Regions from separate parts of the Homo sapiens genome. Here region 1 is linked to region 2. Evidence: read pairs that join two places in POLR2A ChIA-PET (ENCODE). Cell type or tissue: GM12878. All regions are shown on one strand. Each heading gives the region's core, and the rest is flanking DNA. Links, peaks and the distances in the headings are about the cores only. Region 1 overlaps AHI1-DT (AHI1 divergent transcript). Region 2 overlaps PDE7B (phosphodiesterase 7B).

Region 1 (11,816 bases), core at 1,745-9,744, 330 kb after region 2:
GAACAGAGACCTCAGAAATAGCACTACACATCTACAGCCAACTGATCTTCAACAAACCTGACAAAAACAAGCAATGGGGAAAGCATTCCCTATTTCATAAATGGTGCTGGGAAAACTGGCTAGCCATATGCAGAAAACTGAAACTGGACTCCCCTTCCTCATACATTATACAAAAATTAACTCAAGATGGATTGAAGACTTAAATGTAAAATCCAAAATCATAAAAACCCTAGATGAAAACCTAGGCAATACTATTCAGGACATAGACATGGGTAAAGATTTCATCACAACAAAGCCAAAAGCAATTCCAACAAAAGCTAAAATTGACAAATGAGATCTAATTAAACTAAAGAGCTCCTGCAGAGCAAAAGAAACTATCATCAGAGTGAGCAGGCAACCTACAGAATGGGAGAAAATATTTGCAATCTACCCATCTGACAAAGGTCTAATATCCAGAATCTACAAGGAACTTAAACAAATTTACAAGAAAAAAAAAAACCCCATCAAAAAGTGGGCAAAGGATATGAACAGACACTTCGCAAAAGAAGGCATTTATGCAGCCAACAAACATATGAAAAAAAGGTCAACATCACTGATGGTTAGAGAAATGCAAATCAAAACCACAGTGAGATACCATCTCACATCAGTCAGAATGGCAATTATTAAAATGTCAAGAAACAACAGATGATGGCAAGGCTGTGGAAAAATAGGAACGCTTTTACACTGTTGGTGGGAATGTGAATTAGATCAACCATTGTGGAAGTCAGTGTGATTCCTCAAGGATCTAGAACCAGAAATACCATTTGACCCAGCCATCCCATTACTGGGTATATACCCAAAGGAATATAAATCATTCTACTATAAAGATACATGCACACGTATGTTTATTGCAGCACTATTTACAATAGCAAAGACATGGAACCAACCCAAATACCCATCAGTGATAGACTGGATAAAGAAAAAGTGGCACATATACACCATGGAATGCTATGCAGTCATAAAAAGGAATGAGATCATGTCCTTTGCAGGGACATGGGTAAAGCTGGAAGCCATCATCCTCAGCAAACTAACACGGGAACAGAAACCCAAACACCACGTGTTCTCACTCATAAGTGGGAGTTGAACAGTGAGAACACATGGACACAGGGAGGGGAGCAACAAACACTGGGGCCTGTCATGGGAGAGGTGGAGAGGAAGAGCATCAGGACAAATACCTGATGCATGTGAGGCTTAAAACCTAGATGACGGGTTGACAGGTGCAGCAAACCACCATGGCACACATATACCTATGCAATAAACCTGCACATTCTGCACATGTATCCCAGAACTTAAAGTAAAATAAAAATTTTTTTAATGAAAGGCAATGGAAAAAATAGTAATATATATAATATATATTTCACACACACACACGCAGACATATATATACTTCTACAATGCTTGAAGTGGTAGGACTGTCACATTTCTTTATTTTTCTAAATCAAATACCTGACACTAAACTTCCACTCACCAAAGATGGCAATAATTACATCTTTTATTACTGGTCCTCCCTTATTCCCTTTTATAAAATGCTTATGCATTTTTATAAATTATCAAGGTGATTAAGAAGTATTATTTCCCCAGACTAGCCTCTCATACATTTGTTGAAAGGATAAAATTTAAAAGATCTTTTCTCTGCATGATCCCCAAGAGGCCTACCCCCAGGTCTAAAGAGGGAAGAGTAATTTGGGTGTGGGGGGGCACTTGTATTTTTTTGCTGCATAAGGGTCCTCTGAAGCACCTGTTAAGATGTGAATGTTTGGCATCTATCCCTGGAGAGTATGATTCAATAGGTCTGGGGCAGGGCCCAGACATTTGTATTTTGTGTGTTTATGGAGTTTAATAAGTAATTTTAATAGACAACTTTAGGAACAACTATAAAGGACTAAACTAAATCTTGTGTTTGTGAAAGATCTCAGATTTTTTCAATTGCTATAAAAATTTAAATCACTATTAATGAACTCTAGTGGTCCGAAAACTGTGGTTGTCAGATTACTGTAATTTTATGAAATGTATATATTTTTGAGCCCTCCACTTGTTTTCATTGTGGTAAAATACACATAACAAAAAATTTGCCATCTTAACGATTTTTAAGTATACAGTTTAGTGGCATTAAGTACATTCATATTACTGTGCAGCCATCACCATCTTCCATCTCTAGAACTTTTTAATCTTCCTGAGACTCTGTATCTATTAAACACTACTACCTTCCTATTCCCCCTTCCCCTGGACCTTGGCAACCACCATTGTATTTTCTATCTCTATGAATTTTGATTACTTAGAGTGCATGGAATTATACAGTATTTATTACATGGAATATAATTATGATTACATGGAATCATACAGTATTTATCATTCTGTGACTTGCTTATTTCACTCAGTATAATGTCCTCAGGGTTCATCCACGTTTTAGCATGTATCAGAATTTCCTCTCTTTTAAGACTGGGTTATATGCCATGTACCACACTTTGTTTATCCATTCATCTATCAGTGGACACTTGGGTTGCTTCCACCTTTTGGCTATTGTGAATAATGCTGCTATGAACATGGGTGTGCAAATATCTGTTCAAATCCCTGCTTTCAATTCTTTGGTGCATATACCTGGAAACTGAATTACTATAATGCTCACAATACTCTTAAGAAGATAGAAGAATGCCTATTTATTTTATCCTAAAATTCCTAAAACATAAATTTAATTCTGATTTTCTAAAGTGACAAATGTAAAACTGACCTTACATTTGTGAGTTTCTGCTCTACTTGCTCCTTCCACTCAGGTCTCCACATCTAAGTTTGTTTCTATTTCTTCCCATCTTCAACATGCTTTTCCGTGACAAGTACACCATCCCCATGACTTCAATCATTTTCTCTTCCTTGTGGTTTCCAATTTCACCATCAAGGGTTGTTTCCTTCAATTCTTATTGCCTGATCAGCCATATCTTCATTAGTAGGTAAACTATCTCCCAGGAATGTTGTTCTCCCAGGAGAACCATTTTTTCTTCTCCTAGACCTTCGATGTGTCTGGTTCTATAGACTCTTTCTACAAAGGCTATAACTGCTTAAGTCACCCCTACCTTTAAGACCAAAAACGCTCAAGCCCGTGTCCCTTTTAATGGCCCACCAGACCTATTTCAAATGCAGAACACTGGCATGTGCAGGCACATGCACACATAGAGACTTGGCCTTTGCTCTAATTCACACACAGGAAGGTATGTTCTCCCTACACTTCCCTAAGTAGTAGAAACAGTAACCAGGAAAATGGTCCTAGTTCTCAACCCAGAGAGAAAAACAGGCCTTGAAGGAAAACACTGAAAACAAAAACAGGGCTATCTCATTTCCCTTGCCCCTACATTACCTAGATAACAAATGTAGTCCTAAACACCATTACTACCCCGGCCAATGAACTCACATGCAGACACACACACACACATACACCTTTCATGGTAGCAGGCTGTTGCAGTCTCTCCTTCCTGTCTCAACTGCAATAAGTCCTTGGCTAGCTCCTTTTGTGTCCTGCCTGCTACCTATTGCAGAAGCAGTTGAATCACCTGCTCTAACTGACCAAGAGCCAAATGGTCTGAGGCTGTTTGAAGTCTCAGGACTTCCACGTACCAGACATTATTAAACATACTTCAAAAAAATCTACTGGAGTCCCCAAAGACAGACTATAGAATCAAAAGTTTCCTCCTCAGTAAACTGTGCCCAGAAATTAGTTGTTGGACTTTCCATGGCTCTAGAGCTGTGATGGTGGTAGGGACTGCACAGTTCCGTCCAGATTAAGCTTCACATGAGCCTCTGTCTTCAGCTGACACATGCAAAACAAGTGCCCTTTGGAACAAAATAGTACATTTCTTATTAAAGTGGCAGGTGGTGGGGATTTTTTCTTTACACAGTCATAAGGAAATAGGAGAATAGGCCAAATTTTTAAAAAGTAGGAGAAAAACCCTAGATTTTTAAATAGGAACCCTTCTATACTTCACCACGCACCCAGATGAAATGGCTTCTTTCTCACACTCTCTGCACCTTTCCTGCTAAACTACACCAAAAAAAAAAAAAAAAAAGTCTTGAATTTCTTGCTCCATGACTATATTTCCACAGCAGCATTGACCCTATTCTGCCAAGGCATTAATTTAAAACAAAAGAAAACCAAAAAAACCCAGGAAGGTATTATTAAGTATTAAATCTATTAAATAGTTTATTGAAGAAATCATGTTTTGATGGTGGTGCAGTGAAACTGGCAGTTTTATACATTGCTAATTGCATTCTAAATATGTACAATCATTTCCAAAAGCAATTTAGCTATATGTATCAAGAACCATAAAAAATATGTTACACTTTAACTTTGAAATCATGCTTCCTATTAATATAATCTAAATTGAGTAAAAAATTATTTTCTATGTGTATATATATGAATATATATTTATAGTAGTGATATTTTAATAGAAAATAAAAGAATATCCAACATAAGAGTAATGTTTAAGCAAGTTACACTACAAATATGTAAAGATTGTTGCTATTTCTACCTTTATAAATAAAGTTGTAAAAATGCAGCCAATGCAAAAAGGTGCTTGAATTATACAACTACAACTATGTAAAAAATCTGCACAAGGCAAATACCTGTAAGGATGGACAGAAAAATGTACACAACGGTGTGTTAAGGTAGTCACACTGTGTTCTTCCTTATATTTGAATAGTTTGTAACATTTTTGCATTATTTTTACAATGAAAGATATCTAGCATGTTTAAGTAATTGGCATCATGTGGCCATATAAAATCATTATTAAAACAGCTTTACAATGACTATCAAAATATTTACTCTAACACATAGAGTTTCTCTAATACGTTTTAGTTTGCTTTAAATGCATATATATTATTTTTCTCATTTGGAACTCATCTATGATGATTCTAAATGCTCTTAGATTCTAAATGCAAAAACCTAATGCATTTACTCCATTTAGTCTGCTAAGCCAGCTATTTTATAGTCTGGTGCCCCACTGGATGTCTCAAATGTGTGCAAATACAACGGATTTCCAAGCTTACTCAATTTCTAACCATACATCTTGACAGAGGCTTGATACTAATGAAATGGTTCTGACTGTGTAATTTTCAACAGGGCCAAACGAAATCTTCACAAGCTATATAGCTGTGATGCTTTTATCTCTATATACATGTGAGAACAAATACTAACCAGCAATGGAAAATATGAAAAATTTAAAAAGAGTCTAGTGCAGAGGCTAGAGATTTAGTTTCACTGATCATGTTCTGGACAAAGCAATGTGAAAGATGTACACTGGTTGAGAAGCACTTGTATTTATTTGCAGATAGTTTTTAAAATTAGTATCATTTCAGAACAAATGCATGCAATGTCTCATTCCTGTTTGCAGATATTGCTAATGAAAGCTGCATCCAGATCAGAGCATTACATAAGGACAGCAGATGAACCAAAGTTCCATGGGGTAGCAATTTAGGGAGAAGGGGAAAGAGTTGCAAAAGCATGGCAATATGAACTCCCTTTTATCACCTACTCCTTCCCCATCTCCTACCTGAGCTAAGGAGGAGCTCAGAGAGTGAGGAAAGTTCCCTATAGCCTGTGAATGAGTTTCAAAGCTCTCTGGTCACCTTTCTCTTTTGTGAATGAGTTGTCACTCACAGAAAAAAAAAAGAAAAAAAAACAATAAGAAATGTTTGTGTCCAAAACATGCTGCAGGGGGAGTTTCAACAAGTTCCCGTCTCTTTCCTTTTTGCTAGTGAGAAGCTTGGTAGAGACCAGTTTGATATTTCCAGGCCTGCTGATGCCCTACCTTCCGTTCACACAGCCGTTGAATCACCAGGCCTCAGACAAAATGAGGAAGTGTTCTTTCTCCATGTCGTCTCAGCAGTAGTCACTGAATTTTTCTGCCACTTCAATCTGTATATTTTGTGGTTTTATGATGTTTAATATCATGGTTTTATCTAAAATCCTGTTGTTGATTGTTTCTAGAATTTTTCCAGGAGCTAATTTAAATTTGTTGTCAAAAGCTTCCCATCACATGAAGTCAATACTGATCAATAATCACAGTTGGAAGGGACTTCACAAATAGCTAGCAGAAGACTCGTCATGTTACAGATAACAAATCTAAAGTCCGAAGAAGTCAGACAGCTGGCTTAGTTTCTGTAAGTTATAGTATCTAACTTAATAGGGTCACAGGATCTGAGAGTTAAAATTATCCTTACGTTAATCAATTTGATCAAATAAATATTTTAAGTTTCTGTAGAGCAAAGAAAAAAGAAACTCAAAGACAAATTCAAGAGGTAAAAACATTTCAAGAAATAATTTGCAACACAACAAAGGTTTATCTCCTATAATAAAGAGTTCTTTAAGTCAATAAGAAAAAGACCAACAGCCCAGTAAAAAATAATGGGCAAAACATTTAATTTAGCAACTTGCCATCATACTGGGAATTCCCTTTCCTGCTCCTCTGTGGTGAAACTCCTGTTCCCTGGATCCTCTTTCTTCCTTATTTCCAAGGAGTACATTCTCCAACAGGTTCCTGAGAAAGTTTTTAGACCAATTAGAAGAGAGGTAACTGTTTTAAGATCTTAGGGGTCTAAAAATATCTTTTTTATGCCATATATTTGATTGAGGGTTTTGCCGGGCACAGATTTCCATGCTTGAAAGAAATAATACACATAAATTGAAATATTATTTTTATGTCATTCTTAACCAAATTACTTATTAATGGGATCTGTTTAATGTTGGGCACTGCACAATTTCTCAAGCCTTGGACTTAGAATGAATACTGCCACCCTCGTTTCCTGTTCCCAGATAATTTTCACAGGGTATTTACTTGCTTTTAATTTCATCAACTCAGATTTGCAAAGATAACATCATTGAAAGGAACATAGCTCAATCTAAAGACAGAACTATAAAATGAACTACTTCCATTTAGTATCTCAAAAAGTATCTAAAAGATATCAATGTCACTATATTTTTGTTTGTTTGTTTGTTTGTTTTATTATACTTTAAGTTTTAGGGTACATGTGCACATTGCACAGGTTAGTTACATATGTATACATGTGCCATGCTGGTGCGCTGCACCCACTAACTGGTCATCTAGCATTCACTATATTTTTCTCAATAATTTTAAAATTCCAGGGGTTAGGGTTAGGGTTAAGGTTAGGGTTTGGGGTCAGGGTCAGGATCAGAATTAGAGAAAATAAAGAAAAAACTTTTTTCAATTCCCATGGCACCCACCCTATGAATTTGCTCTTGTGCCCTAGGGCTGACCTCTGTGCAAGGTTTGAGAACATCAGCTCTGACCTTTAGGGAAAAAGCAAAGTTAGATCACTTTATTACGTATGTATAGTATGAGCACATGTATGTGTATATATATACTAAGTACACATATATGTATGAATGTGTGTGTATACACACACATGCAAATATCTGCCATTTATCTGTGTATGTGTGTATACACACTATATATACAAACATGTGTCACATAAATTTACATACTTTAAAAATTACAGTCTTATATACATCAAAATGATGGTGATTATCTCTAAGTGGTAAAAATTATGGGTGATTCTTGCTTTCTTCTTTATGCTTTTTATGTTTACACTTCCCATGAGGTTCAATTTTATAACCAATGAAAGCAGTGAAGCTCCATTTTGAGCAAAAGCTCCATTTTGCTTAAAAATTAAGCACACAGACCCAAGTTCCAACTAGCTTCTTTTAATAAGGAAAGCAAGTTTGGAACTTATTCAAAAAAACAATTTTTCTGCTGAAAATGCATTTGAACCATTGTAAATAATCATATTAGAGACAGATTAGGGTAAAATAGCACTATTCTATAGTTCAACTAAGAGCTGAGAAAAAGACTTTCTCTCATTCAAAGATCAGATATTTTTTAAAGCATGAGATCAAAGTAAAAACACTCTTAAAAAAGAAAAGAAATACAACCTCTTCCAAAAATAGATACAAGCCCACAACACATACCTCAAATGTATTGTCATGAAGCTGATGAAAACTTTAAACTGTCCTCCTGGATAGGAGAACTTAATGAAAGAACCACCTCTGTAAATGCTAGAACTTAGGTGGAAATGGAAGGGGAAAATAAGACCATCACAAAAATGAATGTCACATTTAGATATCACGGAAAGGAGGACAGATAGAACAAATTCAAGGACCTGAAGAACAAGCTTGAGAATACTGTGCCAAACCAAAAGAGTTTAAAAGGACTAGAGAGGAAAGTAAAGCTATGGAAGGAAGACAGACAAAAGAAATGAAGTATACATTTATTTAGGGTCCATGAAACAGAAAACAATAAGACCCAGAAAGGTACTCAAAAATATAACTTAAAAATCATTTTTAAATAAATATTTGAATCTACAAATTCAAATGTCACATGATGTTTCAGCAAAAATGCATGAAAGCGATCAAACTGGTAATGTATCTTTTCTGGTGAATATATAAAATTTCAAAGATAAAGGAAGAATCTGGTCATCTATAAGGGAAAAAAATCAGATAAATTTCAACTTTCTGTCAAGTCTTCAGGGAAATGATTATGCACTTCAGAGATTTTTATAGTTCTCCAGGCATAAAGTTTTCCCCAGGCATAAAGTGTTCTCCAGGCATAAAGAGACAAACAGTAGACATTTTCAAACATGGATGAATTTAAGAACTATGGTCCCGTGAAGACTTCTTAAAGAAACAAACTTCAACCATTCAATAAAAGGAAGAAGAAGCTATGGCAAAAGTGGAGGCAGTGAACATGAATCCATTTGAATGTAGAACTGCTGTGGCCATGGCAGTGACAGGTCAGTCTGTGGACTCCATTGGCCATGCCATGTACAGAGGACTCATCCAAATAGGAAGGTGGTTGTGAGGGAGGGTGAGGGGTCAGGGGAAGAAGGGATAATTGTTGTTTAAAACAAGTAACTCATGTACAGTCTAAATAATGCTCTGTGTAGCTATGTTATGCTATTAAAAATACCTATTAGAAACCAAAGACTATATCTTTTAGAGAAAATAAATAGAAAGGTAATAAAAGAAAAAGAGATCACAGAGTAAAACATGGTGTACTGAAAAGCTAAGTTTGAAACAAAGCGGCATGGGAAAGTTGAAAGAATCAATAAAGACCTACCTGGCAAATACAAAATGAAGCAGGGTCAAGATAGTGATATCAGACAATGTGGAATTCAACTCACAAAGTGCAAAATATGACAAAGAGAGGTACTTTGGAACAATTCCTACAACCCACAATAAAAATCTAACAGTTATGAGTATTTGTGCACAAATAATAAAAAAATTCATAGAAACAAGAAATACAAAAAGAAACACAGAAACACAAGTAAATATGGGAGACGAAGTCATCTCTTCATGATACAGATTAAGTAGAAGAAAAAATAATGAGCCAAATGACCTAATCAATAAGATAGATACATTAATTTAAATCAAACTCAACGCACTTTTCAATTACACATTAAACATATTCAAAATTGACCATATGTCAAACCACAAAAAAAAGAATAAATTCCTGAAAGTAAAAATCATGTAGATAACATCCTCTACTACAACAAATATAGAAATTAATCACAAAATTAGAAAAACAAAATATACTGCTACATGTAAGTTTAATTTCTCTCTAACACAACTTTTGCATCAAAGGAAAAACTCTAAATCAAAATAGTAAGGCATCTAGGAAATACCAGTAGTTCAAATACCACATAATAGAAATAATAGGATATGGCTAGAGCAGAGAGAAATGTATGTATTTAAATACTTATATATCTAAATAATTAAGATTACAACTAAGTTTATAAGACATTTAAATTAAACAGTTGTAAAAAAACATAAAAGAAAGGAAACAAGAATTAAAACAAAAATAATGAAATAGAAAATAGCAGAACTAATAGAGAAATAGAAGAGTTCAGTCTTTGGAATAAAAAATACATTTCATAAACTATTAGCTAAGCTAATTAAGAAACCTAGAAGGAGGCATAAGCAACAAATAAAAATGGGTGGCAAGTTTTACCACAAGGTCTTGTACATAAAGATGTTCAGTGAATATTTGCTGAATGATTAAAGGAAATAATTAATGAAGCCATCTCAAGGCTGCAGTGAACTATAATTGCACCTGTGAATAGCCACTGCACTCTAGCCTGAGCAACACAGCAAGATCCATGTTTTTAAAAAAAAGCTCTATTCGATTTTAAATTTTTTCACATTACTATATTTCATTCAGTTCTAAGATTCACATTTTAATAATTCATTCAATTCTAAGTTTCACATTTTAATATCTTTGAAATTGAGGCTTATCTTGCTATTGATTGTATCTGACAACAGCTGCGGATAAATTTGGTTATTTCTGGTGACATGACTGCATGACCACAATCCCTTCACATTTCCCGCAACAACTATTTCAAAACCATTTCAGGAAGAAATATGAATCTTGCTCGTTGACTGAGCATCTTCCATGGCCACCTTCTGATAAGCTAAAGACAGTGTCATCATCAAAACTTGGAGAACAGGTATCACTGATTTGGAAGAAAATCCAGAAGGCAATCGTATTGTTTTAGGAAGTGCCGTATGTTATCTCTTGGTTGGTACAGGCAAAAATATTGTGGAGAAAAACATGGTATCAATGACTTTGCCTTGAAAAGTAAATTAGAAAATTCAGACATTGGATGTGTAGTCTCCAGAGACTATCTGCATTTCATGGTCTCCAGTTTGTTAGCTTGGTCTCTGTTGGAACATTTCTGATGTGTTAATGTGCCTCCTACAACAAGAACACCAAGTGGCTCTTCTATTCCTCCTCCCCTATTCTATAGCCCTTCTCTGACACTCAGCTCTGTGGCTGGCACTCTGCATCCTCTTAACAGACCCCAGAAACTGACGGCCTAAGCCCAGGATTTCCAAGTCTCACCAGGCTTTGTGTCTCCATAGCTGAGCTCCACTCTACTGGTGTAATAAATTACCATTTCATTGATGTTCTTATATCAAACTGTTTTCCAGAATTGTGATTGGAGATGACAGTATTTGGGGGGTACCAGTCCTAGCCACACCTTCTCCATGATCTGGACTCCTCAATATTACACTAGATGAAATTCACTAGTCTTGTGAATTTATCAAGACATGATTCTTTGCTCCAGCAAACAGAACAACAGGAAGGAATCCACGTTTGACACACCCACACATCACGGGGGTGAAAAGAAAGCCCCCAAAAAGGATTAAAGCTATTTGGGTTTTCTAGTTCTAAGCACTGATACTTTGGATCATATTTTTTAGCATTTTAAACAGTAATCAAACATTAAGTTTTTAACATATATTTCAATTTATTTTGAGAAGTTGAAACCAAAATAATGGGTTATAAGGGCTGTAATTTTTATGGCAAACATCAAACAAATAATGAATAAAGCTGAACACTTCGGTAACAATGTGATTAGCATTTAATCATAAACTCCATCTGGAAGAAGTCCCAAATCTTAGCAATAAGCTAAGATTTATTAACAAGAGCTCTATGGAGGACAAATAAGTGTATATTAATAAAACAATGGTAACTATTCTTTGATTATTACAGGAATTATTGTGCTGGCATAGTGTCATTAAATACACTATCAGTGTAGTCTATTTAATTCTTTCTATGTAGGAATTACTAATCTAATTCATATGTTTTTAGTGGGAGGGAAAAAAATTTGATGCAGCATTTTTGCATTTGAAATGTCTGTTATAGTTTAAAATGATCACACCTTTTGGCTCAACAATTCTATCCCTAAAAATATACCCAGCAAAAAAAAAAATA
Region 2 (8,000 bases), core at 1-8,000:
TACATTTCAACGTAGCTGGGTGGAAAGTTAAACATCAGCCACGCAACCCCTTTGGACAGGTTAATTGTGCAGAGCTCATTGGAATAATGCAATTTGGCATGTGTGCCTTGGATGGAGAGAATGTGGGAGGCTATTGTCCTTGGGGTCTCCTCTCTCCTTTTGTCTCCATTTGCCTCATGTTTCTGTCTTAGAACAGAACGCTCTTGTTTCCTTGGAGTCCTTACCCCAAATCACCTATTAAGAAAAATAGGAACAGGTTATAATTCTTGTTATTATGGCTTTCCTGAGACGGAAAAGTGTTTGGCTAATTTCCCCACTCCTTGGAATTCTCCTTATTTGAATTCACTTGAAGGCGGGAGTTAAAGTATCTTTCACGTAGGTTTTTAAATATACATTTAAATTCACTCTATAGTTCTTAACATTTACAAAACAGTGTCAATTAAAAGAAAAATAATATAAAATGCTATGTTTGAGATAGAATCACATAATAAACTAGGAACTAGTTTAAAACGTCTAATAAATAAGCCTTCCCAAACTCTATTTGGTACAGAAATAAAGCATATAGATGTGGTTAACATTTTAACCTAGAAACATTTAAAAATACCAAGATGATTTTGGGAATAAAACTTTTATGGTAGGTTTTGTTACTGATATTTTAGTAATTTCCTTAACTGGCATCACCTATCACCTTAGTGGCCTATTCAATTAATTTTTGGAAGTGGGTGGAATATAAATTATGCATGAATATATAAACGGATCAAGTTTTTAACTGGAATAAATGCTTTTGGTGACAGGTTAAAAGATCTACTTTAAATCAGCTTATAATATCTATTTTTAAAAGACTTCAAAACTTGAAATTAAATGTTCTCTTTTCACTTCAATGACGATGGTGTAATTATTCTTGGGATTAAGAAGATATTGTCATTATTAATTTCTATATAAGTGATTATCAATTCAGAGAGTCTACAATTAGATACCTGCTATGTGCTTATCATAGCAGGAGACACAGGATGATTAAGAAAGGCTCCTTTATAGCAGCATGATTTATAGTCCTTTGGGTATATACCCAGTAATGGGATGGCTGGGTCAAATGGTATTTCTAGTTCTAGATCCCTGAGGAATCACCACACTGACTTCCACAATGGTTGAACTAGTTTACAGTCCCACCAACAGTGTAAAAGTGTTCCTATTTCTCCACATCCTCTCCAGCACCTGCTATTCACAATAGCAAAGACTTGGAACCAACCCAAGTGTCCAACAATGATAGACTGGATTAAGAAAATGTGGCACATATACACCATGGAATACTATGCAGCCATAAAAAATGATGAGTTCATGTCCTTTGTAGGGACATGGATGAAGCTGGAAACCATCATTCTCAGCAAACTATCTCAAGGAACAAAAAACAAACACCGCATGTTCTCATTCATAGGTGGGAATCGAACAATGAGAACACATGGACACAGGAAGGGGAACATCACACACTGGGGCCTGTTGTGGGGTGGGGGGAGGGGGGAGGGACAGCATTAGGAAATATACCTAATGTTAAATGACGAGTTAATGGGTGCAGCACACCAACATGGCACATGTATACATATGTAACAAACCTGCACGTTGTGCACATGTACCCTAGAACTTAAAGTATAATTAAAAAAAAGAGGCTCCTATCCCTATAGGTATTTACAATTTGGTAGAAATCTAAAAGAAGACAGAACAAGAAAAGTGCACAAATGAGCTCTAAAATCAATGCCATGTGGATTCAAAAAGAGGCAAGATTATGGGTAGAAGAGAATAAGGAAGACTTTCTGGAGCATAAGTTCAACAGTGAACATGGAAACAAAGCATATGTCTCATTTATACAGCTTCAGCTTGGTCCATTGCAAATACACTGTAAATAAGGCATAGGCATCTTTACTAAAGATACTGAGAAATATTCAACTTATTGTAATTCCTATGAAGATGGCTAGCTGAACATTTCAAATCGTCTCTTCTATATATGAGCTTCGATGCTGACCCATAATAAGTAACAACTCATGTTAGATGTCAATCAATTTTAGCATTCTTTCTTATTTCCAGTTATCAGCAAATGGTATTTGAATAATATAGAAGAGGTGAGCTATTATAATATATTCCTATTACCCGATACTATGTATGTACTGATGGAAGTAATTATTTAATGACTAGAACTGCTTCATTTCCTTTCATATGCTTCACTAGAAAGTATAGGAAATATCTCCTCAGAATAGAACTCAGATTATAGGACCTTAGAAATCATATGGTCATATGGATCAAATAACTTTTTGATGCATTAGCTATAAAAATAATGCATTATGCTAGTACTGTGAGTCAAGATTTATTAATAATGCCACTTGGGAAGGTACTTGAAGTCACAGGATCAACTGTATCTGCTTGTTTTGTTAGTCTGGATTAGTTGATTCTCACGTTTCTGAAAGCCGATATAATTAAGCTGCTCTCAGCAAGTCTAGGATAAGCCAAAGATATATTTCATAGAAGCCCAAAGAAAGAGGGCAGGAATATAAAGTCATGAGACTTATTTCTACAAATACCACTCAAAAGCCCCTGAAAGTGACTCATATTTAACTTCCAAAATTCAGTGTGTTCACTCAATAAGCATTTGAGAACTCACTGGGTACATAGTAAACAATAATATCAGAAAAGAGGAAAATCAATTCAAATCCATATGGATATAATTAAATTCCTAGTATTCATTTTTTTAATTCAATTTCTTGGGTACCAACTATAGACCATGTGCTCTTCTAGCTGTGGACTGGAGTGGGAGGGGTGGGCAGGAGTAATTATGATAATAAACAAAACTAGCATGCTCTCTTCCTTCCTCAAGCTTACAGTCCAGCTATGCTACAGACAGCAGAGGACACAAGGTAAATATGACAGAATCCTTTCAAAAGAGTTTGCAATCTACTGGAAAGGTAGTAGATACATAATGACAAGGTAGAACATGCTTTCTCTTCTTAACCAGAATTATCATCAAAATCACTTGGAAGGCTTTTTCAAAATTCATATGCCTAGGTTTCATTCCACACCCAAATGAATGAAAATGGCTGGCAGTGGAGCCTGAGAATGCACATTTTGAAACACTGTGTTCAGATGATTCTGGCGTGGACCACTGGTTAGGAGCTCCGCGTTTAGAAGGTGTTTGAATTTCTCACCTCAGTTTTGCTCTGACTTCATTATAATGCATCCATAATTTTCCCAATGCTCCTGAAGGTTGCCTTGTTTTCCCAAGGATTATTAATGAGACCTGTGGATGGAATTCTTAACAGATGGTAGGGAGAGATGAAACTATCTTGCCATTTCAACATCTGGCAAATACATTCTTCCTTTAGCCCTAATGATCTATGATTTTATATGCAGTCATCAACACAAAGATTTTCATTTTAATGAGTCTCACTCTTTCAGATTCTTTTTCTAATCATTTTTGTTACTCTTTGGGTTCTCATCTTGAAAATAAATGTATGGCTTCTGCTTTGAAGCCTAATTTTCCAAACAGAACAATATTATAGTTCAGATCTTGTCAGAAATATTAAAGTATGTCTCTGCTCTTTGGCTTATGCCGAGGGAAAAATCTATTGCGCCTGTAAATGCAGCCTCACTTGAAGAATGTGTCCCTTTAAAGCTGAGGCATGTTTAAGATGCGTATGTAATTCAGACCTGTTTGCAGCAGAAACCCTTTTAATCCTAAGAAGCATGTTAAACAAGAGCTTTTTTGGCACATGGCTTATGGATGCAGGAAAAGAAAATATGCCTTTCTTTTATACAGTTAACTGTTCGAAAATAACACGTGAATAAACACTTCAACTTTTAGTAGTTTCTTGAAGATGGGGATACTCATGGGTAGAGCAGCCTCGGTAGAAAAAAAACAACTCTAATATCAGAGTCCTATATGGACCATGCTCGTTTTCCCATTAGCAGTTTCTGCATTTCCTCCCCGGACCTCGAAGAGTATCTTTTTGCTTTCCTAAACTTAGTGCAACTTGCCTTGCATCAACAAAATAGGTGAGTTTATAGTGACTGCCTCTTTTGATCTCTTGCCACATTCTTCTCCTTCTCCTCATTTTGGTGGATATATAATGATCTCAGGGAAGATGGTGCAGACTCCTTGGAGAGTTTATGATGTATTCTCAAAAATGCCAGTCATACCCACTGCGTGCTGGGTTACCATCACAGTCAAGCTGCACCTTTGAAGCTGTGCACATATTCCTTATGTTTTATCTCCAGTAGGACAAATGCTGCCAAACATGAATGATTTACATTCACCGGAGTGAAACAAATCAATAGCAGCACTCTGGTCCGCAACTTTGACCAGTTTGAACGCACAAACAATCTGCATGTGGCTCTAAGTACCATAGGAAATATCTAGAACCTGTCTGATAAACTTACGGTGTTAAAACAATCAGAGAGTAAAGAATAATTTTGTAAGGAAATTCTTCGCTTGTCCACCATATCCCAACATTATGTTTCTTCAGAAATCTCTAATAATGGAAATTCATTTTTTAAAATGTTATTGTTTTATCAGTTTGTAAATTATTGTGAATCATGTATCATACGAAGTAGAAAATAATTATATACATCAAACAATTGGTACACTCATGTCCCTGCCCAATTCACACACTGAGACTGATATAAAAAGTAGCACCATCTGGGTGTGGTGGCTCATGCCTGTAATCCCAGTACTTTGGGAGGCTGAGGTGGGCGGATAACCTGAGGTCAGGAGTTCGAGACCAGCCTGATCAACATGGTGAAACCCCGTCTCTACTAAAAATACAAAAATTAGCTGGGCGTGGTGGTGGGTGCCTGTAATCCCAACTACTCAGGAGTCTGAGGCAGGAGAATCGCTTGAACCCAGGAGGCAGAGGTTGCAGTGAGCTGAGATCGCGTCATTTGCACTCCCGGGTGACAGAGTGAGACTCCATCTCAAAAAAAAAAAAAAAAAAAAAAATGGTAGCACCGTCTGGGTGCGGTGGCTCACGTTTGTAATCCCAGCACTTTGGGAGGCTGAGGTGGGCGGATAACCTGAGGTCAGGAGTTCGAGACCAGCCTGACCAACAAGGCAAAACCCCGTCTCTACTAAAAATACAAAAATTAGCTGGGCCTGGTGGTGGGCGCCTGTAATCCCAACTACTCAGGAGGCTGAGGCAGGAGAATCACTTGAACCCAGGAGGTGGAGGTTACAGTGAGCCGAGATTGCGTCATTGCACTCCTGGATGACAGAGTGAGACTCCATCTCAAAAAAAAAAAAAAAAAAAAAATTGGTAGCACCATTCGGGTGCGGTGGCTCACACCTGTAATCCCAGCACTTTGGGAGGCCAAGGCAGGCGGATCACTTGAGGTCAGAAGCCTGGGTGACGGAGTAAGACTCTGTCAAAAAAAAAAAAATTGTTCAGCTGGAGACAGCTGGACATGGTGGATCTAGAGAGCCAGGGTCTTCCCAGGTCAGGTTGAAGGTGGTTCAGTGAGAGCCTGAGTCACATTAGACCTATACTCTAACATAGGCCTGGGGTATCTGTTGGTGGGTCATTGTATTCAAACCTCAGGATTCCTTTAGAATTTAAGAGAATTTAAAGATGTCCTCAAGAATCTATTAACTGGGCATGACCCCTGGAAGATCAACCTGCTGAGTAAAAGATTCCATTTATATTATTAGGCAAACTTTAGAACTGAATTTCTGCTCAAAACTGAAGTTAGGGATGAATCACTGGGAAAATCATCTAGACTAGATATTTAGTAAAATTCACTTGTAACTTATAGAAATCACACAACTTTAGATGTATTTATAGTATTTCTTATTGTTTTATTTCTGCTTGTTTTCCTTAAGGGCATGTGCTTGTGGTAGATTATATTAATCACATTTATCTTCTGGACACCAGAATTATATAATTAGAAAAAATATTTATAAACACAGAAAACCAAAACTACTACACCTACTGTTGACATTAGTTGTTCTTCTTGGATCTATATTTCTAAATAGTCCAGAACAGTGATGTTTATTTTATACCTATAATATTTATTTTTTATACTACTTATTTTTTATAATATTTATTTTTTAAACTAGTACACCTACTGTCGACATTAGTTGTTCTTCTTGGATCTATATTTCTAAATAGTCCAGAACAGTGATGTTTATTTTATACCTATATTTTATACCTATAATAAGTATAAATAAAATAACAAGAACCTATTCTAAGGTGTTATACATGCACACCTATTTAAGGTGTTATACATGCACACACACACACACGTGTGTATTTCAGCTTTATTGGAGCTCAGAAATGTCAGTTACTTTATCTGAGGTCCCAAAGATAATTATCCAGTAGCATAGCTCTAAGTCCTTGGAAGCAGCAGAACATAATGGTTAGGTACCTAGATTTGCCGTTAGATCTGGGTTCAATAACTAACTGAAGGTCACACTAATTGTGTGACCTTGAGCAGGTTACTTAGTCCTCTTTTTTACTAAGTAGTCCTCTTCTTGTAAAGAGGTTACTCAGTGTCTGTAAGCCTCAGTTTATAAAAGTCTTTAAAACGAAACTCACTGAGGTCATAGAGGTATCATAGCAATTACGTGGGATAATATAGGCAAAAGCACTCAATGCAGTAGTTCACAGGTAGTAAGAATTTGTTAAATGCCAATAGTACTATAGTTGGAGAGAATTAAGAGATGACATAGCAAGATGAAAGATGATGTAAATAATCACAAATATATGTCCAGGGAAATAGTAAGCGCAGTAGAACAAAGAATTGGGGAGTAGTAGGGAGTAAACTGTCAAAAGGTAAATCATGATTGGATTACAGGGGAATCTAAACATTGGGCTGAAAGATTGAGGTGGCTGCTAGAAACAATGAGAATTCATTCAGAAAAGGTCACATGAGATTTATTTTTTGTTTAAAGGTTTAGATTTGACAACACCAAGGTAACTGCCACAAATTATGCTTATTTAGACCAACTAAGTAAACTTGCTCCAAATGTAGATAATTGAGAGGGTGTAGATTTGCATAGCCAATTAAGCCTTTTCAATAAAATAAAGCCCCTAATTAATATATTCTCTGTAAATACTGGGTAACTACTAAGGACAAATCTTTGCTTAATAATTTTGAAAGCAGAATACAGTACACAACATTTAAATAAATATCAAACTTAAGTGTATATTTAGTATCTTTGTCAATATTGGGTTCACCATCATTACTTAGTCTAACTGATACGTTCACTTTTCTGATTTAAGCAGATCCTTTCATATTCTCTTAATTATTTTTCTGGTAGGGTTACAGGTTAGGGAAAATTATTTTAAGTCTGTACAGTTAATCTGCAGAGCAATTATAAAGTACTGAAAGCAAGACTCATTGTTATATCTCCAGCCTCTAACAAAAGGTCTTGCACAGTATAAATGCTCAGCAAATCTTTGCAAATATTAACTATGGATTCAACAAAGGACTAGTATCCAGAAGCCACAGGAACTCAAACAAATCAGCAAGAAGAAAAACAAATAATCCCATCAAAAAGTGGGCAAAGGACATGAATAGGCATTTCTCAACAGATTTACGAACAGCCAACAAACATATGAAAAAATGCTCATCATCACTGATCATCAGGGAAATGCAAATGAAAACCACAATGAGATACCACCTTACTCCTGCAAGAAGACTATTATTAAAAAGACAAAAAACAACAGATGTTGGTGTGATGTGGTGAAAAGGGAACACTTTTATACTGCTGGTGGGAATGTAAATTAGTACAACCACTATGGAAAACAATAGGGAGGATCCTTAAAGAACTCAAAGTAGAACTACCATTCAATCCAACGATCCCACTACTGGGTATCTACCCAAAGGAAAAGAAGTCATTATACAAAAAAGACACATGCACGAGCATGTTTACAGCAGCACAATTTGCAATTGCAAACATATGGAACCAACCTAAGTACCCATCAACCAATGAGTGGATAAAGAAAATGTAGTATATATACACT

Evidence for each region. ChIA-PET counts read pairs that join two places held together with the same protein. Peaks named below come from ENCODE experiments on the same cell type or tissue, not always from the same donor. Only the 100,000 strongest peaks of a DNase experiment are listed, where the experiment ranks them.
Region 1: POLR2A ChIA-PET joins it to region 2 with 5 read pairs; 2 of 35 experiments call an interaction of 5 or more read pairs at or near these places.

Annotation. Positions count from the first base shown.
Region 1 is chr6:135,549,775-135,561,590 of GRCh38, reverse strand. All of the region lies in intron 2 of AHI1-DT (AHI1 divergent transcript), which reads right to left. Among named protein-coding and RNA genes, the nearest start is that of AHI1-DT, 58 kb to the right of the region's middle. In GM12878, for the core only: no CTCF peak of the experiment used is centred there; a DNase peak (open chromatin) is centred at 5,820.
Region 2 is chr6:135,886,729-135,894,728 of GRCh38, reverse strand. All of the region lies in intron 1 of PDE7B (phosphodiesterase 7B), which reads right to left. Among named protein-coding and RNA genes, the nearest start is that of PDE7B, 39 kb to the right of the region's middle. In GM12878, for the core only: no CTCF peak of the experiment used is centred there; no DNase peak of the experiment used is centred there.